2 separate regions of the Homo sapiens genome follow, and region 1 is linked to region 2. A link is a loop called in an ENCODE intact Hi-C map of the cell type or tissue named here. Cell type or tissue: MCF 10A. All regions are shown on one strand. Each heading gives the region's core, and the rest is flanking DNA. Links, peaks and the distances in the headings are about the cores only. Region 1 overlaps CHST15 (carbohydrate sulfotransferase 15). Region 2 holds the start of LOC105378536 (a long non-coding RNA gene).

Region 1 (14,658 bases), core at 2,456-10,455, 100 kb before region 2:
CAGAGCTGGGAGCGGCACAGAGCAGGGAATAGCACAGAGCTGGGAGCCAAGAGCCCGGATCACGCCCTTCTTGCTGGCCCTTACTGGCCACTGGCACTTACTGCTGACTGCTCGGGTCATGTGCCCGGGCTTTCGGAACAAGAAGAGCTGCCAGTTCTGACTCGTCCCCGTGTCCTGCACACAGCTGGCAATCAATGCTCACTGCATGGCTGGGAACCGAGTTCCAGACCCTGCTGGGTCTTTGCCTGGGAACAGCCTCCTAACAAGGGAATTGTGCCATCTCTTTCTGCCGCCCTCGCCCCCCAACCCCAGCGCTAACGTTGCGGGAGGAATGAACGAATGAAGGAACGAGACCAGACAGGAGCCCTGGGACCCAGCACTCACCAAAGCGCTTCCGGGTCCACCAGTGTGGCTCCTTGATGGCGGAGAACTTGACCTCAGGGTGCAGCCGCAGGCGGTCATAGAGGTCTGTGGTCCCGCACTTGGGCTGCCCTATGATGTAGAAGTGCGGCAGGCAGCGCAGGCGGAAGTGCTTCCCGTGCGCGTGCGCCAGGTGGCCCCAGAAGGCCTTGCGCAGGGCGTCGAAGGTGGAGCGGAAGCGCTTGGAGTAGAGCACGTAGGAGTTGGTGAGGTAGGGGTCGGTGGTGTTCTGCCCCGAGAACTCCTCGTACCAACAGGGGCTCTTACTGTTTGGAAGGAATTTGTTGGGGATGACTGAAAACATCTGCAAGGAAACAGAGGAGGAGAGACACAGAGGAGGGGAAAATGAGCAAAGACACAATCTAACCGCAATGGGAACCTGCCCTGAGACTGACGACCGTGTTCAAATTTGAACTAATATTTGACAATGATTAACAAATAAAGCAAAACTTGGTAGACGGTCAATGACTGTGCTTTCCTCTCCCCCGCCGCCCCACAAAAAAAAAAAAAAAAAAAAAAAAAAAAAAAACTTGGAGAGAATAAAGATAAAAGTTTAATTAAAATCCATTCTACCATAATTTACCTTTCTGACACTTACACAACACACACGCACACACGGTAATTAAGCAGAATCTTTTTACTAGTTGTATATTTAAATTGCCGTTAGAGATTAAAATGTAGAATAGAAGCAGAAAATCAAATTTAACGCAACTTTAAAATCCCAAATGATGGTGATCTGCAAAAGCAACTGTTAACTACCACGACCACATATCAAGCAAGAAGTCCTGGAATGCAATAATGAGAGCCAGCGGCCCTTGAACATGCCTAGCCCAGCGTTCAGGACAGCAGATTCCCTTCCTGGCACTCCATAGCGTAAGCAAACAGCACTCTCTCAGTGCATTCAAATCCATAAGGCTGTCAAATGATCCTTGCTACATCTAAGACATTTTTTAGTCATTTTCCTTCTGTGTTCCCAAAGATGGTGATAGAAAGAAAAGCACTCATTTCTAAAAATCAACCAATCAGTCAAGATTAGCACAAAGCTACTCACATGCAACTCCTGCTTCTTAAGGTCTTCTAAGTCTGGGAGCTGTCTGGTCGTGAACTCAATCCTAGTTGTGATGCTGTTGATAATTAATTTAATGCTTGGATAGTCCTTCATGTATGAAATATTATTTACAGAGGATTGGTGGTGATGCTCCTTTGTGTCACTTGGGTTTTCGCTGTCCATCAAGCTGGGGTTGCTGGGGAAGCCTCCGTAATGGAAAGGTGATGAGATCAGAAGCTCTTGGTGGGCCCCAGAAAGGATGTAAGAAGCCATTACCAAGGTCATTATTATCAGTCCAAAAACGAGGCTACATCGCTTCCCCTTTTTGAAGCGCAAAAACCCACCCCAGTTTTCGTTCCCTTCAGTCCTCACTTCGAGAACAGCAAGCAAGTTCATCTGCTTACTGTCCACACGAAACAGAATTTTGTTTTCTCCTTTGCACGTGGGGCACGCCTGGTGACCGTGATGGGGGCCCCCTTGGCAGTTGACCTGCTGCTTGTGTGCGCCGTCGGGTAACAGCTGTATGCAGCAATTAATGCAGTGCCTCATGGTAGTGCCAGTGCCCTGGGCTGCTGGCTTACCGAGCCATGGGTGGGCCCCCCACGAGTCTGGATGTCCGCAAGTCGTGCTAGAAAACCTTAAGAATGCCTTGTGATCACAGAAGATGGATGGAAAGCACAAATACAAAAATAAGCAGACACCACAGCACTAGAGAAAGAGGGTGCACATTCTTTGGTTCAGCTCCGAAAGAAAACAAAAGGAAGTGATGTCCCAGAGTCATGTTCTACAAGAGCCGCTGCAACCTCAGAGAAGGTCACAAGTTCGGGAGCAGCTCTGCCTGCCCTTCAGGTTTTTCCCATGGCACAAAAAAAGGTGGAAGAATTCTCACTGGGGAATGTGGAAACACACAGAAAATTAAAAGAAATCATGGTCTTCTCATTGATGGATGGATTGCCATGCCATCCACGGAGGCATCTGTGAAGATCTCCCCTTTTACATCCTGAGTACCTTTGGAATATTTCCTCTTTGTGGGGCGCAAACTTTAAAAAATGCCAGATTTCCTACACAGAAAGACAAGAAGCTTTATTACATTGTGTGGTAATAGCAATAACCCAAAGCTCATCCTCCAAGGAGAGACAGATGCTCACTCTCTTTTCCACCTCTAAGTCCAGCCAAGCCAGCCTGGTTCTAAGCAAGTCATAGAAAATCGCGAGCATAAAGGAAGAGGTTTCAGGTTCTTGCAGCTGGCTTTGGGGCTCAATTTCTGCCACCAAACATGGCCCCAATCCCAGCACCACCAGCGCCACATCAAACGTCTCACATTGTGCATAGTCTACATCTCCCCTAATCCCTCTGCCTTGATACTTCTCAGGTACAGGATCTCTGAATCCCAGGATGTTGTGATCATTCTCAGAGTCATGCACAGTCAATGACTACAAATTTGAGGGATGGATTGAAATATCAGTGCTTTTCAGTCAATGAAAAATCTCAAGAATACTAAGGAGGATGGTTAGAAAGGGAGCAGGCAGAGAAAATGTGTTTTTTCCCTCTCACTGGCATCAGCAGTCTCTTTCTTAGAGTTAACCTTTATTATCAGATTAGGAAGCAAAAGTTAATGAAAATTTAGAAACAATGAAATGAGTCTCTCCTTCAGTAGAATGTATCATATTAAAAAACTACTTGACTTTAAGTTATTAAGCAATTAAATCCAATGTATAGGATTCCCTCGAGTGACACAGAGCTTCAGAACCTGACATAATTTTTCACTTTCATCATCTCGAGCAAGATATGATTCTTAAAAACCCATTAATAGAATCCTGTGGTTATAAAATATATTGTTGCCCAAATGACACTTCTTTGTAGATGTCGTAGAAAGAGCCATGGATAAGCATAAAAGGAGACCTACTCAGTTTCTAGCAGTGGTAGATCACCACTAATTGGCTGTGTGACCCTGAGCAAGCCACATAACCTCTCTGAGCTTTGGTTTCCTCAATAGTAAAATTAGGATAATAAGGACACCTTAACAGGTGCTAAATTAGCTACTACATGTAAACAGTTTGAATAATGCCTGCCACATATTTAGCATACCATAAAAGGTAGACAGCATTGATAATAATAGCATCATCAACTATTATGATGATGATTTTTCATTGTCAGTGAATGCCAAAAACATTTGAAATGGAATCAAAGATGAGAGATCCTATACCACATGATTATTCTTTAGCAATTGAAAATTACCCAAGAGTGGTAGACTCATCTCCAACTCTACCCACGCCACCCCTCAAACAACCCTCACTGTCTCCATAGAGGCAGCATTAACTAACCGCGCATCAAGATCGCCATGTACTGGCTGAAGGATTAAACAATCAGAACTCAACAGAAGAAATGTTCATGCCCCTTGGACTGAAAACTTCATGTTTTCTCAAAATATGGTGGCCAAGAAACAGCCAAGCTGTGTTTCCCAAAATGTCTTCCTCCCACAAAATGTTCTGCTTGCCGTTGGTGAGTGTTCTGTGCTTAAATTATTTGGAGAAAATGTGGAATGGACAAAATTACACAGAATTCTTTACAGCTGAACTTTTCAGGGCCTTTGATATGCTAATAAGCCCTGTGAATCCACAAGAGAGGAATATAATACACAAAGTTGGAAGTACCTAATTGGCCAAGGAATCTCACTAGGGTATCAAGGAGCCAGTTTGAGAAAGGCTGGTCAGTAGAGGCTGAGACCTGAGTCCTGCAGAGGCGCTGGGGCGGGGATGCAGAAGGGGCCAGTTCTGGGAAGCCAGGCCAGACATCTCAGGCCCTACCCCCATCTCTTATCCCTGAGGGCAGCTGGAGGGACATGTCAGAAACCTCAAGGATCAACCTCTGCTTCAAACTTGCTCAACCACCCCTGACCCATCGCTTGCTACAAACAATTCTTCCAAACTAAAGAAACAAAAGGGCAAGATCCCCTACTTGGAAACTCCATCATTAAAGCCAAGAAAACATTTTTTCACATGTCCAAGACAGGGCCAAGCCGGGGTTAAAAATGAGACTCCAACCAGCAGCTCAGCGGGGAGGGAATTCGCACCCTCCTGTCTTTCTGCTGCAGAAAATCGAATTAGATTCTTTAAAAAGCAAACAAAACACGGACTTTGAAGCTCCAAGATAGGAATGTACATAATCTGGACCCAAACGAATGGGCAAAACATTCCTAAACAAGGGCAGGGGCAGCTCATTTCAAGCAAAGTAAAAACATGAGCAGCCGACAGTCTCAACAGAGAGGAGGGAAGATGGGGTGCCCGGACCGGGTCCACAGAGCATGTCTGCGGGGCAGCTGCCCCCACCAACCAGCCCGGCCTCTGCGAGTCCCGCTTCCTAAACAGAAAGACCTGAGGAGGCAATTCGAGATGCTGCAAGAGCCTTAGCAAAACACTCAGATACAGTGTTTTCTCAGCTCCTAGCATTCTTTCATTCATTCATTCATTTGTTCAACAAATACCTTTTGAAGAACAGCTGAGTGTTGCGCATGTCCAGGTAGGGGGAGACCAAAAGCCAATACAAGATGAGGGATGTGATGTGGAAATAAGAGATGAGTATTTGGTCTCTATCCTCGGGTACTGGTACACAGGTGCTAAAATCCTTGGAATTTTTCTGAATGATGGGGTGAGAGAAGCACCTTTCGTCATTCATGACAAGCCCCTTTCAGCCATACCTGAGTGTATCCTGATGCGGTGACACTTTGCGGGCCAGGATAGCTCCAGGATGGAGGCTGGTCACCAGAAAGACCAAGCCTCAGTGAGCAGCTTTCAACAAACCCCCCAAACTCCGGGTAGGGAATAAGGGCTGCAGATTAAGTCAATCACCAGTGGCTGATGATTTAACCAATCAGGCCTTTGTAATGGAACCGCCATCAAAACCCTTAAACCACAGGGCTCAGGCAGCTTCCAGGTTGGTGGATCCTTCGAGGTGCTGGGAGGGTGGAGTGGAGGAAGAGGGCATGGAAGCTCCACACACCCTCCTCCACCATACCTCGCCCCATGCGTCTCATCTGCTGGCTGTTTCTGCATTCTATGCTATAATAGACTGATGATGAGTCAAGCACTCTCCTGAGTTCTGTGAGTCATTCTAGTGAATTACTGAACCTGAGGAGGTTGTGGGACACTCTTGCCTTTTTAGCCAATTTGGACAGATGTGCGGGTAACCTGGGGACCCAATACTTGGGACTGGCATCTGAAGTGGGGCAGTCTGGTGAGACCGAGCCCTCAAACCGGTAGAGTCTGAGGCTGCCTCTGGTAGGGGCAGACTTGAATTGAATGGTAAGATAATCAGTTAGGTTCTGGAGTTGGAGGATTTGCTGGTGTTGGAAAATACCCCTGGGCTGCGGTGGGCGTGGGGGTGGGGGCCTCTCTGAGAAAAAAACATAAAACTGTCTTACATTTACAAGTTTTTACCAAAATCGATAGCCACTGTATAGTATGTCAAATACTCAGTAAGATGGACAAGCAATCTGAAGACCAGGTGAGTCCCTTGTAAGTGAAGGCCCTAGAGCCCGGCGGCTTCCAGACAAGACCTCCCCTGACGGGCGCGAGTGGTGCAGGGCTGACCCAGAGAGGAGGCCTGTTCCCAAGTGGAGCTTCTGTCCCACCAGGGGTAGGGGCTGCAGGGCACAAGCTATAAAGAAGTCCCAAATGAATAAGATAATCACAGATGCTGCTAGATAAAGGCTATGCAGAAAAGAATAAAGAAAAGGGGGAGAGAGCAATACAACCATTGGAACAGGGTTTTGGAATTCTTTGTGCCGTCCTAGGGCTGGCCCATGCTTTGTTGTCAGGGCTGTCCCGCGCACAGTAGGATGCTTAGCAGCACCCTGGCCCCCACCCACTGGATGCCATAGCACCCCTTCCCCTGACATGTCACAACCAAAAATGTCTCCAGGCATTGTCAGTGCCCCCTGGGGTGCATAATCACCCCTGGGTTGGAGCTACTGCCTTAAAGAAGTGGGAGGTATGATACACAGGGTGACAGGGAAGACCTGATTTCAGAGGGGACGTTGGAGGAGAAACCTGAACAAGAAGGAAGCCAGTCACGTGGAGACCAGGGGAAGCAAAGGCCCCGTAGAGAGACGCTGTGGGGAGTCCCAGCCCATGAGGGCTACTGGCAGGGTAGGCCCTGGGGCACAGGCTGGTGGGGGTGGAAACCTGATGGGAGAGGAGGCAGGGACCAGGCTCTGTAGAGTCTTGAAGGCCAAAGTCAGGGGTGGGATTTGCTCGAGTGCAAGAAGGAAGGCATACTACATATTCTTTTTTTTGTTTTGAGATGGAATCTCACTCTGTGGCCCAGGCTGGAGTGTAGCAGCACGATCTTGGCTCACTGCAACCTCCGCCTCCTGGGTTCAAGCGATTCTCCTGTCTCAGCCTCCCGAGTACTGAGATTACAGGCATGCATCACTGCGCCCGGCTAATTTTTGCATTTTTAATAGAGACGGAGTTTCACCATGTTGGCCAGGCTAGTCTCGAACTCTTGGCCTCAAGTGATCCAGCCCGCCTTGGCCTCCCAAAGTGCTGGGATTACAGGCATGAGGCACCACGCCTGGCCTCAAAAGAATTTTTACTATGTATAGTAAATATACATAGTAAAATATGTATAGAATAGTTTACTATGTATAACTATTAAAGAACATAACTCAGGGAAGAAAAATCCAATTAATGGGGTGGTATTGAAAGGAAAATGGATTGCTGTTACGTTCTGTATCTGGCCTTTTCCGTAGGCCACAAATTATCCCAAGAACAGTCATTCAGAAACCTAACACTCAAGTGGTTCTTCCTTCAGAAAGGAGTCATGTATGCCCCCTGCACTTCACCTGTCTGGAATGTCCACATTTGGTGCCGGTCGACTCAGACAAGACGGGGCCCTTGGCACTTCCGTTCATGTATTAAACCAAAGGATTCAGGTATACATTTCAGTGAGATTGCTTCCCACCTGGGCTCAATTCTGAGCCTGATGGCTGCAGACCATCACTGTGGGAACCTGGCACCAGGAGAGAAATCAGATAACGGGTCCCAAAATAGAAAGTGTTCAATTACCCAGCCCTTGCTTGGACACCCCCTATTAACCTATGCACCCAAGCATCATTAGCAAGCCATTTATAACAAAATTGTAATTGAGAGACCCAGAAATACCACTTTAGATTAAGTAATTGAATGCCCCCTCAGTGTAAGATCGATAAAGGGCATCCAATTTCACCCTAGGAAAAACTTATTAAATTATTGTAGCTATAAGCTGATATAGCAGAAGAAAGATGTATGAAACTTCAGAAGAAATCTGGATGGATTTAAACAAATAGCTTCATTTAGGTAGAACATTTACATTTGCCCTCTGGGGACAGAGAGGGAAAAAAATAGCTAATTACATTATTTTTCTTTTATGTTTTAAGGAAAAAAAATTCAATGGGTCTTAATTAACCTTTACTAAAACACAAAGCCTTCTTCTGATTAGTATGTGTAACTGCTGACATTCCTCTCTAGGCTATATATATGGAAATATATTTTTTCAAGGACTATTCATCAACAAGTAGGAGAAGGAACATTTTTCACATGTAGCTCTAAGATAGAAGGTTGTTGCTGAGACTGAGAAGAAAGCCAACAAGACTGAAGAGTTCTGTACAAATTATAAATCATCAGATTCAGTCTTCTATCTGGACTTCGACAGTTTTGATCACATCCCAGTCAATAAGCAGAATAAAGCCACACCACTCCGTCAACATTCACTGGCCCATAGCACAGCGGAGAGGACACAGCAGTCACATGGATTAGGATTCCAAGTCCATGTCCACCCAGCGGCCTTGGACAAATCACTTAAGGTTTCTGGGCCTCTGTATTTTTCAAAAGAAGTCCCCGCTAGCAACAGATCACGTACAGCACTGGAGTTAAGAGCCCGAGTGCTGGAGCCAGGTTGCCCAGGTTTGATCTTGAACAAGATATTAAACGTCTCTTCTCCCCATTTCTTTGGATACGACTTAGGAATAATCACAGGACCTGTATCATGGCAGTGCTGTAAGCATTCAGTGAACTCATTCATGTAAGGTGCTTAAAAGAGTGTCTAGCCCGGCCGGGCGCGGTGGCTCATGCCTGTAATCCTAGCACTTTGGGAGTCTGAGGCGGGCAAATCACAAGGTCAGGAGTTCGACACCAGCCTGACCAACATGATGAAACCCAATCTCTACTAAAAATAAAAAATTTGTCAGGATTGGTGGCGCACACCTGTAATCCACACTACTCAGGAGGCTGAGACAGGAGAATCATTTGAATCCAGGAGGCAGAGGTTGCAGTGAGCCAAGATGGCACCACTGCACTCCAGCTTGGGCAACAGATCAAGAGTCTGCCAAAAAAAAAGAGTCTCTGGCCCATAGTCAGTGCTCAATAAATGTTAGCTGGTATTACAGATGCACAGTCCTGGCCCACAATGGGAATTTGATAGTCATTTATTACTCTTTACCATAGATTGCATTATTGGTCTCAATTTTTTCTTCTTCCCATGTTCACATTCTTTGCCACTTTGGAGGGCCTTCAGCTACAGGAGTGACGTATTTCTCCACCCTTCGGTTTGAGTTGGGTGGCTCACTTTGGCCAGCAGAATGAGGCAGAAGTGGGCTTAAAGCTGGCACGTGCCAGGCCCTAAGACATGTCCTGTGTACTCATTTGTCCTCTTGCACACTTGCTTGGCCAGGAGGAGGGGGAGACAGGTGGAGCAGGGCCACCTGGCTGAGCCCACCCAGAGCAGCCAATACCCGCTGGATCCCAGCCAATTCCTAAAGACACCAGAGACATAATAAAGGGTTGATTTTTCTTTTCTTTTTTTTTTTTCAAGACAGAGTCTCACTCTGTTGCTCAGGCTGGAGCGCAGTGGTGTGATCTCTACTCACTGCAACCTCTGCCTCCCAGAGGTTGGCTACCACCAGCAGCCGATAGGCCAATGTAATGATGGAAACTCAGAGGGGAGGCTGGGCGCAGTGGCTCACACCTGTCATCCCAGCACTAGGCAGGCGGATGACTCAAGCCCAGGGTCATCTAGACCAGCTTGGGCAACATGGCAAAACCCTGTCTCCACAAAAAATACAAAAATTAGCTGGGTGTGGTGGTGCACACCTGTAGTCCCAGCTACTTGGAAGGCTGAGGTGGGAGGATTGCTTGAGCCTGGGGAGGTTGAGGCTACGGTGAGTTGTGATCACACCACTGCACTCCAGCCTGTGCAACAGAGTGAGACCCTCTCTCAAAAACCAACAAACAAACAAAAAGAAACTCGGAAGGGAGCTGTTCCTGAATCAAGACACAATGGCTGAAACATCAGAAAATAACACACCAGGTTATTTTCTGACAAAATGTGTTTATGACAACCACAGCTGTTTTGTTTTAGTTATCCACTGCCCCACACTCCCCCACCTCCTGATGAAGAGGCCTTCCTCCTTGCCTCTTTTCAGTTACTAATTTCTTCCTTGCTTCCTTCCTCTCCCTGAGCAAGCCCTTCCTGTAATCTGATCCTTACGGTTTCCTTGCCAGATTTCATCCTTCCTGATGACTGGGACACATCACCCGTGCTTTGTCTAAAACAGGTATTCTCAAACCACAACCTGAGGGATCTTCCTGGCTGGCCCAAAATCTGTGCATACAAAACCCAGGCAGTTTTTTAAGCTTATTTTTAAAGCACACTTGACTCTCTGTTAAGTTCGTCATCAACATTGGTTTTGGTTAATCACAACTACCTTACATGCATACAACGTACATTCAATGCTATTGTTTTAGTCCATAAGCCATATCCATAATAAACAGGCATTTCCCCAAGATCAGATCTCTACAATATGCAGCCAGCGCCTCCCCTGCGTCCTGAGCTCACTGATTCTCAACTTGGTAGAAAGATGGGATGTAGGAAAAATGGTTTCCAAGCAGTCGAAAATAAGACATTATGCCAGGCTTGGGAGTTGGGCAGACCTGCATTTCAACCCGAATCAAGTCTGTAACTGCTCTATGATCTCAGGCAACGAATTTAACCATTCTGTGACTAGGTTTCCTCATCTGTAAAATGGGAATAAAATGATCTCAGTCTCCTACTGTGGATGTGAGGAAGAAATGAGGTCACATACACAAAATGCTTAACCCAGAGTCTAGTACCCCGCACACCGTGGAAGGATGAGCCATCCCAAAACATGCCAAATTGATATGTTGATTATTTTGAGTCGAAAACATTGGAGAAATTATAGTTTCAGAAAGGGCCAGCTGACCTGTCTCTTCCTGCATACTCCAAGCCATAGACTCCTCTGGGAGGAGTACCCTTCCCCTGCCAGGCCAAGAAAATGGCCCTCCTCAGCACAGCCTGGGAACTTGGGGCTGCAATGACCCAGGATAAATACACTTCACAAAGTAACCCTTCTCTTCCACTGCCGTTACACATCCCATAGATCTCCCAGAGACTCCCCTAGAAATGTATATTACTCCACCAGGTCCCTTCTGTTCTGTCTCTTCTGAAATGGATTGTTCTTTGTCTAAAAGGTCTAAAAACATCTTGCTTTGGCCACTCCTTCAAACTTCACTCTCTCGTGAAGATTCCTAGGTCCAGGTAAAACTAACAAAGTGTGTTTGCTTCCCTTTTGTTTGTCTGCCTGGTGTCAAGTTGGCTTCTAGATGCAGTTCAGGAGCCCACGTAAGAGCTCACAAGGAGGGGGTTGGAGGTGATCTCTGGCTCCCCTGCCTCTCGGTAAATGACCCGGATTCCTTGCATTATTACTGGAGAGACCCTTGGGTCCTCACTCCAGGGTTACTTGCTTTCAGTGTGCATATATTATAATTCCAGACACCGGTGTCCAATTTTCCTGTCTGCCACTTATCTGAGGGGATGCCCTGGAAAAGGCAGGTGGCCACACAGATGCAGGAAGTAACACCCAAGTTCTACAGTAGAACAAGGTACTAAAAAGCTGAGCTGGCCAGGATCATTCGGGCACCCCTGTCACCAGGGCCCGTAGCTCTGGCGAGCCTGGCGCAGCTGTGGGGAAAATTCTGGAAAAGCTCACCCCCCTCCAAATGACCATGCTCATCCAGAACTTGTTTCAGTGCTCAACAACAAGGGCCAACTTTCCAGAAACGCACCCATCCCCAAAGATCCAGGGTAAACCAGCCACTGCTGTACAGATGGGAAATGCAAGACAGTGAAGCTCCTGGGATCCCTGAGGATTCTACTGCAGTCATTCACAGTAAGAAACACCCGGAACCCCTCAACAATGATGGTGGGTACACTCAGACCCAGGGCAAAACCCAGGTGGGCTCCAGCAAATCATCAGCTTGCCAGTACAAACCTGCGGGTACCTGCATCCAGCCTGCCTTTTATAGAGGAGAAACCAAGGCCAGTGTGGTCTGTACTTCCCCAAGGACATGCAGCCCATTATAGAAAGATGGGTCAAGAGGCCTCAGGAGCCTGACACTCAGTCTTCCACCATCCCTCAAGAGGGAGCCCATCCTAACCTCTACCCCACCACCCAGGCCTGGCCTCAGACAGTCCAGCGGCTTCTCCAGGCCCTTGGTGCCCTTCCCCCTTCCAATCTTTTGAGGAATCCCTTCCGAGAATACAGATTTGCAGTCTCACCCAGAGACACAGGACAGGAAGGTGAGGGAAGCATCCCAGGAGGCAGCTGATGGGATGAAACTCCCCTACCTCCTTCAATCTCCTTTGAATGCCCTGTCGGCCTGGGGCATTGAGTCTTAACCTGTCTCAATTCAGACTCTATTCATCACTCAGGCTTGTCTCCTGCAGCCAGGAAAGTGTGCTAGGAGACAGGTACAGCTCCAGGACAGAGACAAGGGATGGGGGAACGGAGATGTGTAGAGGCTGGCCTGGTGCCAAGTGTGGGGACAGGGGAAGGAAGGACAGAAAGAAAGGCGGGCAGGGGCAGGGGAGGAAGGAGAGGCGGGGCTGTCCCTTGTCAGTTACCTTTGCAGCTGAGACAATGGACAGGAATGGAACTGGCCCCATGCACAGGAGGCAGGCCCCGGTGCGCAGCCCCCAACTCCTATTTTGTCCCCGCACATCAAAGAAGCCTGGGCTGTGTGCAGTTGGACACGCTGCGGCCCAGGCCCGTACGACCGGACACTCCGCGGCCCAGGCCCGTACAACCGGACACTCCACGGCCCAGGCCTATACGACCGGACACACTTTGACCCAGCCCTGCCTGTACGACCGGACACTCTGCGGCCCAGGCCTGTACGACCGGACACATTGCAGCCTGGGCCCGTACGACCGGACACTCTGAGGCCCAGGCCTGTACGACCGGACACACTTTGACCCAGGCCTGCCTGTATGACCGGACACGCTGCGGCCCAGGTGGTGGCTTCCATGATAATTTGCATTTTAAAACTTCAGAGCAGCAAAGGAGGGACCTTCCCAGCAAGGCAGGGAGCTACTTGGTGTCCTGATCACTAACCTGGCTGGTCACCCTGAGCATCACTTCATCTCTCAGGGCCTCTGTTTCTCCGTATATAAGATATGGATTTGGGACTACCCCTTTTGGCCATAACACTCATGGGTGTATGATCTGAAGTTAATTTCTCCTTAATACAAACTCATTATCTTCATCTGTTATGTCTTTCAGGGCTGCTCAGAGGCCAGTGATTTTGCAGTGAGCGTTGACTAGCCGGCGCAGCGCTTGCTTTATTAGCCAGATAATTAATCCAAAAGAGACACAGGGTTTTCTCCAGATTAGTGGCCCACGCACTTTTGCACCTCTTTATTTAAACACCTACTATGTGCAGGGCTTGCATTTGCTGGGGCTCCAAAGACAAAGACCGCAGCGTGTCCAGTCGTACAGGCCTGGGCTGCAGCGTGTCCGTTCGTACAGACAAATAAATGAACAGCCTGGGTCCTCTGGGAACATCCCATCTAACGCCAGAACAAAGACTCCAGAGGCTCCAGAAAAATGCCCACATTCGGGACTGTATATCCCATTTCAAGGACAGCCGTGAAGCCCACCCAGCCCCAGAGAATCTGCAGAAGAACTAGCTCTGCTCCAGGAAGCCAAACAAGCGTGGTAACAACAGCAGTGATTCAGTGAACCAGGGCCTCTGGCCGTGGCAGGCAGGAGGGAGAATGGGGTCTTTTTCCTATTCTGTGATAGCTTGCTCTCTAATAGGGTAATCAGCTCCACCTCCCTTGTGCAACCACCCGAGATATGGGCCAAACACAGCAGATGTCCCAGTCTCTCTGAAATGCACAAAATAATCAGGTTTTCTCAGCGAAGGGGCAGGGTGGACCAGAGACTTCAAATATGTTCATGCTGCAGTTCTCCCCCCCAATGATTTCAATGTGCACAAAAGACTCTAAAGGTCTTTGTGACACAATCAATAATTTTTTCTGAAACCAAGTGGAGAGAAAAACTATTTCAGAGTGCTCATTTTATTATTTCCAGTAGTAAATCACACCAGTGTAGGGACTAGATTTTCTCATGCTTGTATATCTACTGACTCCGGTTTTCCAATAAGGCAGAGGCCACTCAAGAGGAGCTTACAGGGTGTGCCGAGAAGCGCGTCTACCAAAATGGCTCTAGGGAACAAAGCGAGGACAGTCATATAGCTGCAAAGCATTTCAGCAGCACACGGAGTCAGTTTAGGGTTGGCGGCAAAAGAAGAAGGAAATGCCTGATAGTCCAGTGTCTGCCACTTGCAGAGGATCATGCTAGGTCCCTTCTTGAAGGCACTCTCTGAGGTCAGCACTGAGATTCCCCGAGTCATGTATGGGAAACTGAGGCACAGCAGGGTTAAACACATAACCCTGAGTCACAGGACTCACCAGTGGTGGGGCCAAAATCCAACCGCTGGTCTGTGTGGCTGCAAAGCCTGTGACCTTTCTCCTGCAGCAGGCGAACGAAGCTGTTATTGGCAGCTGTAGGGGAACCTGCTCAGAACTCAAGGCTCACAGTGGAGCACGGTCAGCCATCACTCAGCCCACCGGCCACCCGTCTCCCTTGTAAGGAGGCGAGGCTGGACTACAAGATTCATAAAAGGCCAGGGTCAGTAGTGCTCAATCCTGAATAGCACAGAGTAAGTGCTCAATAAATACTTTTAAATTAAAGAGTCAGGGAACAAGCTCCAGAAAGCATGGCAAATATCCAGCAAATATCCAGAACAGAGTTCTTATTGCTGAGTCACAACAACAGTGACACCAGCTAA
Region 2 (14,658 bases), core at 2,117-10,116:
TTCAACTTTCCCGGAATTTCCTGGACACTTCCCCTGCAAGACGCCCTGCACCAGAGCTGGGTGATGAGAAGTCCCAGAGTCATTCTTGGGGTTTCTGTTCCCTGACTATAGTGTCCAAGATGGTCAGAGCTGGAACAAATGGTAGATAACATCTAGTTCAGGGTTTCCTGAGCATGCTCTGAGGAACATTAATCCCAGACTGGTGGGGGAAAAGGGAATCTGCCTGCAAATGAATGTAAGGAATTCTGGATTAAAAGTTAAGTGGAGCTCTTTACTGTAGCCCTGCCCATAGCCTTTAATATTCAAATGAGACCTAGAATTTTAGGGCTGTGTTTCTCAACCTCAACGCTATAGACATTTGGGACTGGATGCTTCTTTGCTATGGAGCCATCCTGGGCATTATGGGATGTTAGCAGCCTCCCTGGCCTCCACCTCCTAGATGCCATAGCATCCTCCCACCTTATGACAACCAAAAAATGTTTCCAGCCATTGCCAAGTAGCCCCAGAGGGGCAAAATCAGCCTGCCCCAAGTGAAGGATGTTATTCACTAGGTTCTTTTTTTTTTTTTTTTTTTTTTTTTGTAACATCTCTTAATGTCTCTCAGAACTAGAATTCTGCAGGGCACTATTTGAAAACCACTGATCAAAACCAACATCCATTTTACAGTTGAACAAACTGAGTCCTTGAAAGAAGACAGGGTCTACCCACAAAAATTAAGAGGATCCACAGCAAATCTGAAATTCAAACCCACGTCCTCAAGGAAATGAAATTTCTTGAGGGCCTTCCAAAGTAGCCCAGGGTGAAGGCCTCAGGAAGAGCCCAGTGCAGAGTGAGAGTTGACCCATCATAACTAGGGGCCCCATTTGGTTAAGGCTGTTTTATCTCCCCAGTGATCTGATCCTTTTATTCACTTCCAGGAACAAGACTGTGCTGATGTCAGAGGCATGTGAACCAGAGCAACTCCATCTTGAATAAGAGCTGGGTAAAATGAGGCTGAGACCTACTGGGCCACATTCCCAGACTGTTAAGGCATTCTAAGTCACAGGATGAGAGGAGGTCGGCACAAGATCAGGCAATAAAGACCTTGCTGATGAAACAGACTGCAGTAAAGAAGCCGGCTAAAGCCCACTAAAACCAAGATGGCCACGAGAGTGACCTCTGGTCATCTTCACTGCTACACTCCCACCAGCACCATGACAGTTTACAAATGCCATGGCAACGTCAGGAAGTTACCCTATATGGTCTAAAAGGGGAGGCATGAATAATCCACCCCTTGTTTAGCATATCACCAAGACATAACTATAAAAATAGGCAACGAGCAGCCCTCAGGGCTGCTCTGTCTATGGAGTAGCCATTCTTTCATTCCTCTACTTTCTCATTCAACTTGCTTTCACTTTACTATTGACTCACCCTGAATTCTTTCTTCCGTGAGATCCAAGAATCCTCTCTTGGAGTCTGGATCGGGACCCTTTTCCTGTAACACTGAGGGTCTTTCTGATAGATACCTTCCCGTAGTTATGGAGGAATGGTGGTGAATACATGGGGGAGGCAGCACAGAAATGCTCGAGAAGCCAAAGAAAGCAGCCCTGGAGCCCTCTCCGAGCCGACACGGGGGCATCCATTCTGCAGTCCCAACGCATTCCACTCTTAATCTCCACGTGAGATGCGACAGCCGTGCCAGGCTGTAAGCACACACCTGTAGCTTTGTGTTCCAGCACAGAGGAGCATGCCACAATTTTCAATTATGAGAAAGCTTTAACTCAAATCCCAGGAGCGGAAAACTCATTAATTTATTCAATCCAGCCTCCCTTGCTTCTTGCTAGGTTTTGAAAATTGTCACATGTGTTTGCCTCCACCCCACGTCCCCAATCCAAGACTGTTCTTTTTGAAAACAGCAGGGTTTTCCTTAACCTACCTTGGAAACGATGTCCCAGGAAAAGCCGGCATCTAATTCATTTCACGTGCTAAACTATTACAATCGAAAGGCAAAATCTCTACTGTGCAGCTTTAAAAACATCTGTTTTTCTCTTTACTTTGGGGGATAATTATCCTAGCTCCTATTGTGGCTGCTAATTACGAAGCTAAACCAACCTGCTGAAGGGCTGGCAAGAGGAGGGTTCTTTTCAAAGCATTTCCCCCAGAGCATTAAATCATCCGAAAGTGGAAGCAGAAAATGCACCAGCACCAGCCTCCCCACCACCTGCTCCCAGGCCTGGCTGACAGGGGCCCTGCAGGAACCTCAACCTCAGGGAGTAGGGGGTGGGGAGGGGAGATTTCATTTAACCAAACTGCTGGATGTGAATTTTTTTCCTTTTTCCATGAACAAATAATTGATCTGACTGAGAAGTTTTACTTTTTACAGAGACCAGACCCAGCCAGGATTCCAGAAACTTAACAAACCATATTTTATGTCAAAGAGAGAATAAAAAACAAAGTGTTTACTATTTCTTAAGATTTTATCCAAAGCCGGAAGTAACATCATTTAAAAGATGACTCTGTAGTAAATCCTCTTAAACCAAAACTAAGATTTTCTTTGCTAAAAGAATGCAATTTGAACCAAAAACAAAGAATGTTTATTCATTCATTTGTTTGACCTTTTGTGAGTCTCAGTCCCACAGTAGGTACTGAGGACAGGATAGCAGCGAGGCAGGGGCAGCCCCTGTCCTCACACAGCTCAGAGTAGGGCTGGGAGGGGGTGAGTACTCCAGAGAAGAAGGCAGGTGACTCTGAGCTGGACCAAGAAGTGTTCTGATGGGGTGGGATGGGGGCCTGTGAGGCCAGGAGGGTCTTCCCATTCTTGAGCAGTGCCACATGAGGCTTAGAATGAGGCATCTGAATTTTGAGAGGTGAATCAGAATGAGCCCAGGTTGAGAGAAGGGGCAGGTTTGTAAGATTGCTGCAGACAGCGAGAACAGCACGTGCAAAGGACCTGAGGTTAAGTTCAGGGACAGCTGAGAGGCAAGCAGAGCCCAGCCCACCAAGGTGCCTAAAGAGCCTAAAGAGCCAGGCCTTTGTCCTGACAGGGCTGGGGAGCCAGGGAAGGCTCCGGGCAGAGGCGTGACCAGCTCGCAGTCCCGCTTGACATCAACATGCTCTCCATAATGAAATTGAATGAAAACCTATAATGCAAAAAGCATGCTGAGCCCTGACTTCCGGCTGGGCTATTTGGGCACAAGAAAGACCCAGGTCCAGAATCAACCTACGGGCTAGGTGCAGAAACTGCCAACCCAGAGGGAAGCCCCCAAGCCGAGGCAGCTGGGCCTTGAAAGCCAGCACCTCTGAGCAGCCCCCAGACACATCAGTAGCCCCGGTGCGTCTAGAGGATCCCTGTCCCCAGGCGTGGAAGGGGCCACTCACCTGGGAACCACAATGACAGCAGCAGCAACAGCAGCCACACGAACCAGTCTCAAGTCAACCGCCCAAAGGGGCCATGTGCCATGTAGAACTCCACATGTGACAGTGGAGAAATACAACAAGGTCACGAGTGCCTCCAAGCACCTGTCATCGTCCAACTAGGAAAGCGAACCCTTTGTTCATGCAGCTCAGAAATCAAATTTCTGGAAGAGATGCAAATGAGAGAGACCAAGAGAGGGCAAGGAGGCTTTCCTTCACTGGCAGGCAGCGGGAGGGAAGGTAGGAGAGAGGAGGCTAGCCTCATGCTGGGGACAGGCAGCAGCTAGGAGACTGTCACAGAGAGGGGACTCGCACATGAAGAGAAATGCTCAGATGGGAATTTGGGGGAGCTCTACTGTGTCCTGTTGGATTAAGAGACCCCTGCACACATTGTCTTCCACCTGTCTGGGGTCTAACTTGTGTTCTCCTCGGGCCAGTGTATAGACACTGGGCTCAAGGGGGCCCAGGGAGACTGCAGTTATGGGTGCATTTTCCCATTCTATCCTCACAATGAGCCTGTGAAAAGGTGTCATTATCAACCCCACCCCACGCTGGGACAGAGGCTCAGGGAGGCTGGAAAATGGCAGAGGCTCCCCAGCTAGCACAGAAGACCCTGATGGAAACGGGCTGACTCTGGCAGCTAGGCTTACTGAGCAGATAGATAAATGCCCCATCTGTGCAGCTTTGGAGATGAGGGCACCGCCAGGGACTCTGGGTGATCGTGTCTTAGCCAGAGGGAGAGCTCTTAGAAAGGCTGGTACAGGATGGGCAGCACAGGTGATGACGACCACCAAGACAGGGCGAGGCTTTCCCTCTCAGGAAACCAGATCTTCAGAGCTACCCTGCACCACTGCCCCGGGAGCTTCCATCCCTGGACTCAGGGGACGATGAGATGGCCACTTGGTGAAGCCGAAGTCGTCTTTATGGAGCAGGTTGGAACCATCTCCCATGGCAGTCCCAGAGCCAAGGAAACCAGAACCAGGCAAGAAAGAGGCCAGGCCCTGCTCCTGGCTTCCGCTGGGCGGTGGGGGTCCTGGGTGACCTTTCCCTGCCCCACAGGCAGCCCCTTTTCTTCTGCGAGTGGCTGGCAGACTTTGATTTGGGGAAACTGCCTCTGCATAGCCCCTGTCTTGGCGGGACTGTCAGCCAAGGCGTGGTAAGTTGGCCCGAGCCAGGCCGCTGGGAAGCTTTCTCCCTTGCTTTGGGAGCCTAGGCAGAGTTCCTGCAATGCCATCCTCTGAGGGTTTCCTTGGAGCTCCTCCCAGCACAGTCCTGTCTGCTGACTCAGTCCAGAGCTCCGCTGTTTGCTTAAGGCAGCCTGCGGGCCCTGCCCTGCGGCATCGGAGGCCCCCGGTGAGACCACGGGGCACAGCGCCCCTCCAGTCTGCCCCTCCCACTCTTCTTGTCACCGGGGAGCAAGGGGGTCCCTCGCAGGGCCTCTCAGCCCAGACGAGAAAAAGGGCAGAGGAAGCAGAGGGTCGCAGAAGAGAGAGGTGACAGGAGGAAACGCGGGGCGGGTGGCTGCCACGTTTAGTGTCCACCTGGAGTGGGGCCAGCACAGCTTGGGTGTTGCCTCGATCTCTGCGAGATCAGCGTCATTATCCCCAGAGACGGGCATCCAAGCCCCTGTCTAGTCCAAGGCGGAGCCACATTCAAACCCAGTTCAGCCCCTGCACTGCCCACTCTCCCTGAGTCCCCGACACCCACAGAAAGCCCCTGACGTAAATTCAACTCAGCACAGGGCAGTTCAGCTCTGCACCCATGCACCAGCCCCGCGGAGGGCCGGCCCCTGGGCTGGGCACTGAGGTACCGAGTTAGCACCAGGGCACCACCCTTGTGGCCAGGGAGAGGGGCCAGCAATGCCTGCCCTTCCCATTCGTGCCATAGGATCCCCTCAGCTCATCCTCCCAGCAGCCTGTGAGGGCAGAATTACTGGCTCCATTCGAAGCTTAGGGCCTCAGAGTAATCCGCCCACGGTCCCCCAGCGGGGAGATGGCAGTGCCAGGATTTAACTCCACAGGTGTCCTGTTGCCACCCCCTCCTTCCCAGAACAAAACAGATAACACCAGGTGTACCCAACCCCGGGGAACTGTGCTAAGTGTTGTGGTTCTGAGGAGGAAATGACTCAGCAGTCAGGAAGTCTTCCTGGATGAGAAGGCAGTGACCGAGCGGGGAGAATCTCAGCAGCTTCACACAGCCAGGCGGGACACCCCAGCAGAGGAAGGAGAGGCTGGGGAAGAGCAGAGCAGCTGGTGGCCCTGAGTGTGGTGGGAGCCAGAGGGGGGAAACGGTGCTCGTGCCCAGGGCAAGGGAAATAAGAAAGGGGGAGGGAGAGGCAGCACCGAGGGCCTGCGGGCGCTGGGCTGGAAGCACGTCAGCAGGGGGGCCACAAAGGGTGTGGTGGGAGAGGACTGGCCCGTGCTGTGGGAAGTGCTCACACGCACTCACACCCAGTCACACACACACTCATACATACACACAGGCGCGCACACACACACTCATATACATACACCTATACATACACACAGGGACAGGCGCACACACACCCACTCACACATAGGCACAGGCACACACACACACACCTCTACACACAGGCACACTCACCTTTACTCGCACACACTTATACATATGCACAGCCACACTCACACACACACACTTACACACAGGCACACACACATACATACACCTATACATACAGGCACTCACACCCACTCACACACACACATACACACAGGCACAGGCACTCACACCCACTCACACATACAGGCACAGGCACACACATGCACTTACACACAGGTACACTCACCCTCACGCACATGTATACATACTTACACACAAGCACACTCACACACTTATACACACAGCCACACTCACACCCCTCTACATACACACAGGCATACTCGCCCTTACACACACTTATACATACACACAGGCCCACTCTCTCACACACACTCATGTATACACACAGGCACACCCTCACAGACATACTCATAGGCCCACTCACACACACTCATATATACGCACAGGCACTCACACCCACTCTTACACTCATACAGGCACACACACACACCTCTACACACAGGCACACTCACCCTCACTCACACACACTTATACATACGCATAGGTCCACTCACACACACACACACACATAAGCACAGGCACACACACATACAGACACACACAGACACGCTCACACCCACAAACACCTCTACATACACACAGGCACACTCACACCCTCATTCACACATAAATACACATATGCGGACAGCACTTATACATCCTTACACACAGGCACACTCACACATACACCCTTACACACAGGCACACTCACACTTACATGTAGGCTCACCTACACATATATACTCACAGGCATAACCCCCACACACACATGCAGCCACCCCTCCCCCCACACACACATGCACACTCACCCCCACACTCACACATGCATGCACATTCACCCCCCCACACACGCATGCCCACACTCACACACATGCATGCACACTCACCCTCATGCTCACACACACTCGCACACTCACCCTCATGCTCACACACCCTCGCACACTCACCCCACTCACACACTCGCACACTCACCCCACTCACACATGCACACTCACCCCACTCACACACATGCACACTCACCCCACACACATGCACACTCACCCCCCACACTCACATGCACATTCACCCCATGCTCACATGCATGCACACTCACCCCCACGCTCACACACAAAAACACCTCCACACTCACAAACATGCATGCACACTCACCCACACACATGCACACTCACCCACATGCTCACATACATGCACTCACCCCCACACTCACATACACACTCACCCCCCACTCACCCCATGCTCACATACATTCACACTTACCCCCATGCTCACACATGCATGCACACTCACCCCCACATTCACACATGCATGCACACTCACCCCCACACTCACTCACCTCCATGCTCACACACATGTACACTCACCCCCACACATGCATGCACACTCACCTTCACACACACGCATGCACACCCCTGCACTCACACACACCCATGCTCACACATGCACACTCATCCCCATGCTCACACACATGCATGCACTCACCCCACACATGCATGCACTTACCCCCATGCTCACACACGCATGCACACTCACCCCCATGCTCACACACATGCACACTCACCCCCACACTCACATACATGCTCACCCCCATGCTCACATATGCACACTTACCCCCACACTCACAATGCATGCACACTCACCCCCACTCACAATGCCTGCACTCACCCCCACACACATGCATGTACACTCACCCCCACTTTCACACACATGCATGCACACTCACCCCCACACTCACACACATGAATGCACACTCACCCCCACGCTCACACACATGCACGCTCACCCCCACACTCACACACATGCATGCACACTTGTACACTCACCCCACTCACACACATGCATATACACTCACCTCTTGCTCACACACACATGCATGCACACACACACCCCCATGCGTACACACACATGCACTCACCCCCACGCTCACATACATATGCATGCATACCCCCCATGCTCTCACACACACATGCACACTCACTTCCACGGTCACACACACGCATGATCATATGCATCCACACATCCACATATGATGTCCTCATGCACAGTGGCAAGGAGTCTTTCTCCCAGAGCAACCCTTGTTGGGGGCCTGCACCAACACCACTGTTACAGCCTGGAATGGTGTCCAGAGACCCCCACCAGGGCCCATCCCCCGAGCAGCCAGGCCACTGCCCGGAAGGCCAGCCGCAGGTCAGCCCTGTGGAATGCAGAGCTCTCAGACCTACGCGGTCACTTGGCCATGACCAGTGTCTGGCTCTTTGCCTCTCTTTGTTCTCTTCTTAGGTTTTAACTTTCCAGAGTGATCCTAAAGGGCCAGTTACTCTGCTTTTAGGGGGCCTGGGTGGTCAGGAGGCAGATCAGAAGAGGAAGGCAAGCGTGCAGGTGCCCCGCTGGCCCTGCGAGGGCACAGCTCTGGTGCTGCCCTCATGCCTGGGGTGGGTGGGCACCTCAGGAAGCCCGGGAATCCAGCGGCCAGGCCTGGCATCCTCACCCCCAGCCCTGTCACCTTTGCCCCAGTTTTCTCGCCTCCAACTTGGACGTTTTAGAGCAGCTGAGTTTCATCTCAGGGAAGCCCTGCTCCCTTGGCACAAGCCTCGTTTGTTTCCTGCGGGATTTTTGATATGGGTTAGAAACCAAACTTCCTACTCAGCAGTGTGAAAGCCTTGATGGCCGGAGTAGACGTCTGGTCAACAATTTTATTTCCGTATGAGAAGAAAAAGCTGGAGCCAGGATTTAAATCCCTCGGTCCCTGGGTATCAGCTCTGTGGGACCAATTCACAGACTCCCGGAGGGTTTAGCCGATCCAAGCTGCAGGGGGTTCGGCTGGAGCCCCCTTTATTAAAAAGTGCAGCCCCTGGTGATGTGCACCCACATTCCTTCGAGAGTCAGTTACGCATCTTACAGCAGAGGAAATGAGGGACAACATGGCAGCCCCAGTGGCACCGGCTGCAGAAGCCCAGGGAGGCTCACAGCCAGCCTGTCTGCTGGCCCCGCCTCCTCCCAGGCACCGGCTGGGTTCCATCCAGGCAGGAGCGGTGGCCTTTTGGCTCAGGGTTTCCTGCCTCGGACGGCTGCATCCTTGGACCCTGATGGCCAAAGCACACATTCCCCTCAGCCCTGTGTGACCAGCCACACTCTTCCTGGGGTCCAGCTGCAGCTGAGAGCCCAGGTGTGGGACCTACCCAGTGGTATCCTAATTAGCTCAGGTGTGACCCATAAGAGGGACAGTGATAACCGGGCACACAGAATGGGGAAGGACCCAGATCTCCTCGTCATTGTAAGAGTGGGCATCTGCTGAGCGCCCCCATGTGACAAGACTGTACCAAGCATTTGGGGTGCATTTAGGCCTCCCCACCGGCTCATGAGACAGGTCCTCTCCCCTGACACCCCAGCCACTGCCACGGCAACAGTCTGGTGCTCCTGACTCAGAAGTGCTAATAAAGAGCTTCCTAGTGTCGATGGCAGCTCAGCCCAGGTACAGTCCACCCAGGATACTCCTCCAGGGCCTACAGTGTCCAATTCTCCAACCCAGGAGACCCAGGCGGCGGGAAGAAGGGGCTGGACAACCACATCATCTCCAGCTCTGCATTTGAGATGCATTTTCCTCAAATGCTGCTGCAAGCTACATTCTTCTCTCGACCCAAGAGAAATTATAGACCTTCCTGACATTCCACAGTTGTGAACACTATTTTTAAAATAGAGCCAGCCTCCCGGTTATGGCTCAAATATGACATGCAGCAGGGGCGCTCTGCACTGCTTTACATGCAAGCTGTGAGAAAGGACAGCCCCAAGTGTCATCCTTCCCAGAGTGAAGAAAGAGCCTCCATGGAGGCCACCCTCAGTCACTAGGGGCCGAAGCATGTCTGCAGTTGAGGGGGTCAAGGAACATGCCCCAGATCTCACAGGCTGGGGCTGTCTGGTGTTCCAACTGGATCAGCAGCCCTGAGCTCCAGCCTGTGGGGCAGGGCCACCTGCACGGTCCAGATGGACAGGGTCAGGGATCCTGTGGTTAAAATCCTTCTCCTTAATAACACCCAAGGGAGTTATTTCACCAGACCCTTATAGAGCCTGCAAAAGAATTAGTTACAAATAGCAACATCATCAATGACAGTAGTAAGGAAGAGAAGCATTTGTTAGTATGTGATAGAGGCAAGGTAGAGCTATAGACCCATGTAATGTGCATTATTTAGTTTGGTGCTCACAACAACTAGCAGGCATGCTATAATCCCCATTTTCAGGTAAGACTATGAGGATGAGACAGGTGGGATGGGTGAGGTGACTGTTCACAGCACAGGTTGGAGTAGTGTATTAGTCCATTTTCACGCTGCTGATAAAGACATACCTGAGACTGGGCAATTTACAAAAGAAAGAGGTTTAATGGACTTACAGTTCCACATGGCTGGGGAGGCCTCACAATCATGGCAGAAGGCAAGGAGGAGCAAGTCACATCTTACATGGATGGCAGCAGGCAAAAAGAGAGTTTGTGCAGGAAAACTCCTGTTTTTAAAACCATCAGATCTCATTTGCTATCATGAGAACAGCACAGGAAAGACCCACCCCATAATTCAATCACCTCTCTCTGGGTTCCTCCCATGACACGTGGGAATTGCGGGAGTTCCAATTCAAGATGAGATTTGGGTGGGGACGAAGCCAAACCATATCAAGTAGGAGGTGGAGCTGGCAAGCCTGAATCACTGCAAAGCCACCTGGTGACCACCCAGGTAGACTTGGAGCATGACGCCATGTTCCTCCTCACCCACCCCAGTGCATATGAACATGCAGTGAGCTTCTGATGTGGGCACCCAGCCCTGTGCTGCACTCTTCTGTGCCCCATGCTTCCTGCATCAAAGTCATAATTGCCTGGCATTAGGGTTTTTACAAGAATTTCGAAGAATTCTCAGTGTCTGCACTTAGACAAGGTTCGAACTTTCTCTGGGGCCTCCATTCTCGGTTTCTGTAGATCTGGTTCTCTTGGTTCTGTTCTGGCTACTGCACAGAAGTGTGTACAGCTGCGTGGTAGGAGGGGCCATCCCTATGGCTGCGTGGTAGGAGGGGCCAGCCCTATGGCTGCGTGGTAGGAGGGGCCAGCCCTATGGCTGCGTGGTAGGAGGGGCCAGCCCCATTGCTTATTCTGGGAGGTGTTGCTCTCAGGTTCCCTTCATTTCTTCTGGGGTGACAATTTGGTTGCCCCACCTGGCTTTCTGACAGGACGTGAATAACATCCTTAGAAAGTCACCCTTTGCACAGACTCCATTGCTTTCTGAGACATCACACAGATCCTGCCCCTGGTAGCTGGGTTTAACCACAGTCCTCTCTTTCCATGAGGCTTGTAGGTCTACATGGGAGAAAGGAACCACCTTAGCTTTCCAGGATCTTGCCTTCTATTTGGGGAACAGCCCTACAACCCTTTAACCTTCTAGAAGCCACCCCTGGGCACCTGGTGAAAGACATTTTCAGTAAACCTGATGACATTTAAGCCAGCAGGTTCTTGGCAAGCTAAGACACCCCTCCTGGAAGAAGAATGCTGACAGTGTCTCAGTCTCTCAGGCAGGGAAGCCCCGTTGGGGACACTTTATGGAAATGAAGCCCACCTTTAAATGAGGCTAGGAGGTAACTCAATAGCCCTGAAATGCTCTTTTCTCCAGGAGAAAATGCAATTAGGCAGATTTTGATTACATATGAAATTCTAAAATGGTCCTGCAGCTTTTTTCCCTCTTCCTTTAATATATAAGCAAATGAGGGCTCCGTGCACCTGGCAGCAGAACAGGAAGAAGCCCCAGCATCTTAACGTGGTCCAGCCCCTACGAAGGTCAACGCTGAGAGGGAGTGAGAATCAGGATTCTGATGGCGTCTGCCAGTCAGTTTCCAAATTTCAATCTGGAAACAGTTGACCTTGAAGTGCTTTCAGGAATAAGGAAGTACCAAAACCCAGGAGGAGATGCCTGTCATTGAGTGGGCTTGATTTCCATTTAAAAGGCCGCTATTGGCATCAGAACGGGAGAAAGGAGATGGCAATGTATATATGCAAAGACCCCAAAACCAGCACAGCTTTCCTCACTCAGCACCCACTTCCACCACGTGCAGGTTGCCTTCAGCCGTTGTCCCAGCCCCAGTGGGAGGGCAGGGCCAACTCAGTCCCCAGCACTGCACTGTGAGTGTTCTCAATGCACTCGTACCCTGGGGATTTGTCGTTGGAAGAAATAAAGAGAGCCTCTGATTGAGAAGGTGTTGTGCCTGACTCCTTCCCTACAAACACCCACAGCACATCACAGACACAGGACCTGAAGCATGAGGGACTCTGTAAAGTCCTGCACCCAAGAAGCCTGCTGGACACAGAACTCAAGCTCAAGCCCATTGCTGCAAAGCCTCTGTTCTTCCCAGCGGTCCCCAACCTTTTTGGCACCAGGGGCCAGTTTCGCGGAATACAATTTTTCCACGGACCACGGGTGAGGAGGGGATCGTTTCGTCGGAGATTGGATTCTCATAAGGAGTGCACAGCCTAGATCCCTCGCATGCACAGTTCACGATAGAGTTCATGTTCCTATGAGAACCCAATGCTGCGGTAGATCTGACAGGGGGCGGAGCTCAGGCAGTGATGTTAGCTTGCCACTCACCTCCTCCTGTGCGGCCCGTTCCCAACGGGGTTGGGTACCTCTGCTCTACACATCACCAGAAAAGAAGAGTGCAGAGTGTAACAAAGGGATGACTCACTGATGGTGGATGTTAGACACTGCGGCACTGGGTACAAACAGGCTAGGAGGTAGTAGGTCAACCTTGGTTTCCTCAATTCAGCCCAGCCGAATCCAGCATGTCCTTGGGGCCAGGATGCTCAGCCCCAGGCTGTCTCCTCTGAGGCACGTGCTGGAAGGAGAACGACCCCAGCCTCGAAGAACCGGTGGTCTCTCAGGAAAGGGAGGAATGCAACTCACGTTCAAAATGAGCAGCTGAACAGCTTTGCAGTTTGCGAAGCAGACTCATCCCACTAAATTCTTACAAGAACGTTAAGAAAGGACAGCTGTGCCCAGTTTGCAGATGAGAAAACAAATGCACAGAGGAAACTCTAGTTTGATCTAAAAGACTTCATCTGCTTCACCTGCTATGGCACACCCAAAACCAGTTTTTGTTTTGGTTTTTACTAAAATTATCTCCAATACCACTTCCAACTTCATCCAGTGATTTATATTTCCAAATGCATATTTTAATGTTTACAAGACTGGCTGATTTTAACTCCAAAGAATTCAGCCCCAAACATCAAAAACAGTGTTTTCATAATACAGAAGGAGGGGATGGAAGAGACTGGCTTACATTTTAAACGTTTTTTGTGGGGTTTTTTTGTTTTTTTTTTGTTTGTTTTTATTTCTGCAGCCAAGCAAAAGTTGAAGGAACCAGTTAACATATTGATTGCTTTGAGCACTATTTCAAATTAGTTTTCCGTTCTCCTCCATATGCTTTTCCATTACATTTAAATAAATTAAAGTTCACTTCTCTGGAAGAGACATGCTGGGCCTCCTCGGATTTCTCAGATGGGTCCACGCTGTCAGAAATTCATCAGCAACACGTGCTGTTGGGCACGGGATGGGCCGATGCAGGAGCTTCTTGCTCTTTTTCCCCCTGCGTTTTTTGTGGGAACAGCACTGCCACCCTGGGGACCAGCCCAGGCTGCCGCCTCCACCCGCTGACCCAGAGAGGGGCTCAGGTCCTGCTTGTGGCCACAGAGGACTGCTGGTTTCATCTGCTCCCTGTCACCAAGATGCCCAGCTGGCTTTGGTTGGGCAGCCTGTGGCTCCTTCCCTGATCCCACCCCAAGCGTGTGGCAGCCACTCCCTCGCCCCCATGAATCTGCACGATGAGATGACTTATAAAAGTTAAGAAGTAGTGAGTAGTTCTTGCAGTCCTCAGGACTCTTGCGTTGCAGGTCAGAAACCCATCTTGGACAAACTCCATAGAATTGCCTCACTAAGACCAGGGCAGAGTGGGCTTCCGGCTTGAGTGTATCCAAGGATTCACTGGGGTCTGTCTGTCCTGGGTCTCCCTCTCTCCCTAGTGCAGATGGGCATGGGGCCAGGGCCCCCTCTGTGGGTCCTCTGATTTGCTCACCAACGGGGCTCTACCGGCTTGGTATGAGACAAAGGCCATATTGCCCCAGGGTCCCCAGTGTGCCCTGAACAGAGCAGACTCTCCAACCCTCTTCTTTAACTGAAGGCCCTGGAACATGAAAACAACCACCGACCACCCCTGTTGACCCCAGGATCCTGGGGTGAGAACTTAAACCAAGTCAATAACAGCAGGTGACACTGCCAGATCCTTTAAGATAGACTGGTGAGGGGGTCCCCAAATGGGGTCTGACAAGGAGCAGCAACAGTGGAGCCTGAGAGAAAGTCACCAGAAGTGAAGGAGTTGGCCAGCTGGCCAGACAGAGAAGGTGGTCCAGATAGGAGGATGCAGAATGAGGCTGACTGGGCCACGCCTTGACACGGTATTTACTCCCTCCCAGCCTCCCACAGCAGTACCTATGAACTCTGGAGAGAAGAGGCTGCAGTAGAGAGGGGTGAGTGCTTCCCTAGGAGCCAACAGCCTTGCTAGGGAACCTGTGCCCAGTCCCTGAGGTGGTATCAAGATGGGGACAGAGTGAGGAGGCAGAGGAGGAGCCGT

Evidence for each region. A loop is a pair of places that touch in the nucleus more often than their neighbours do. Peaks named below come from ENCODE experiments on the same cell type or tissue, not always from the same donor. Only the 100,000 strongest peaks of a DNase experiment are listed, where the experiment ranks them.
Region 1: it touches region 2 in a loop (5-fold over the local background); 3 of 110 quality-filtered maps call a loop at or near these places.

The regions. Positions count from the first base shown.
Region 1 is chr10:124,044,196-124,058,853 of GRCh38, forward strand. It overlaps CHST15 (carbohydrate sulfotransferase 15), which reads right to left. Exons shown (of 8, transcript NM_001270764.2): 2 at 1,472-2,529; 3 at 385-724. The coding sequence starts at 2,017. Among named protein-coding and RNA genes, the nearest start is that of CHST15, 42 kb to the right of the region's middle. RefSeq lists enhancers at 4,265-4,765, 4,766-5,266, 6,308-6,808, 12,623-13,151. In MCF 10A, for the core only: no CTCF peak of the experiment used is centred there; DNase peaks (open chromatin) are centred at 5,536 and 10,016.
Region 2 is chr10:124,147,702-124,162,359 of GRCh38, forward strand. It overlaps LOC105378536 (a long non-coding RNA gene), which reads right to left and starts at 2,157. Exons shown (of 4, transcript XR_946428.3): 1 at 1,916-2,157. RefSeq lists a silencer at 5,634-5,893. In MCF 10A, for the core only: no CTCF peak of the experiment used is centred there; DNase peaks (open chromatin) are centred at 4,640, 4,990 and 5,450.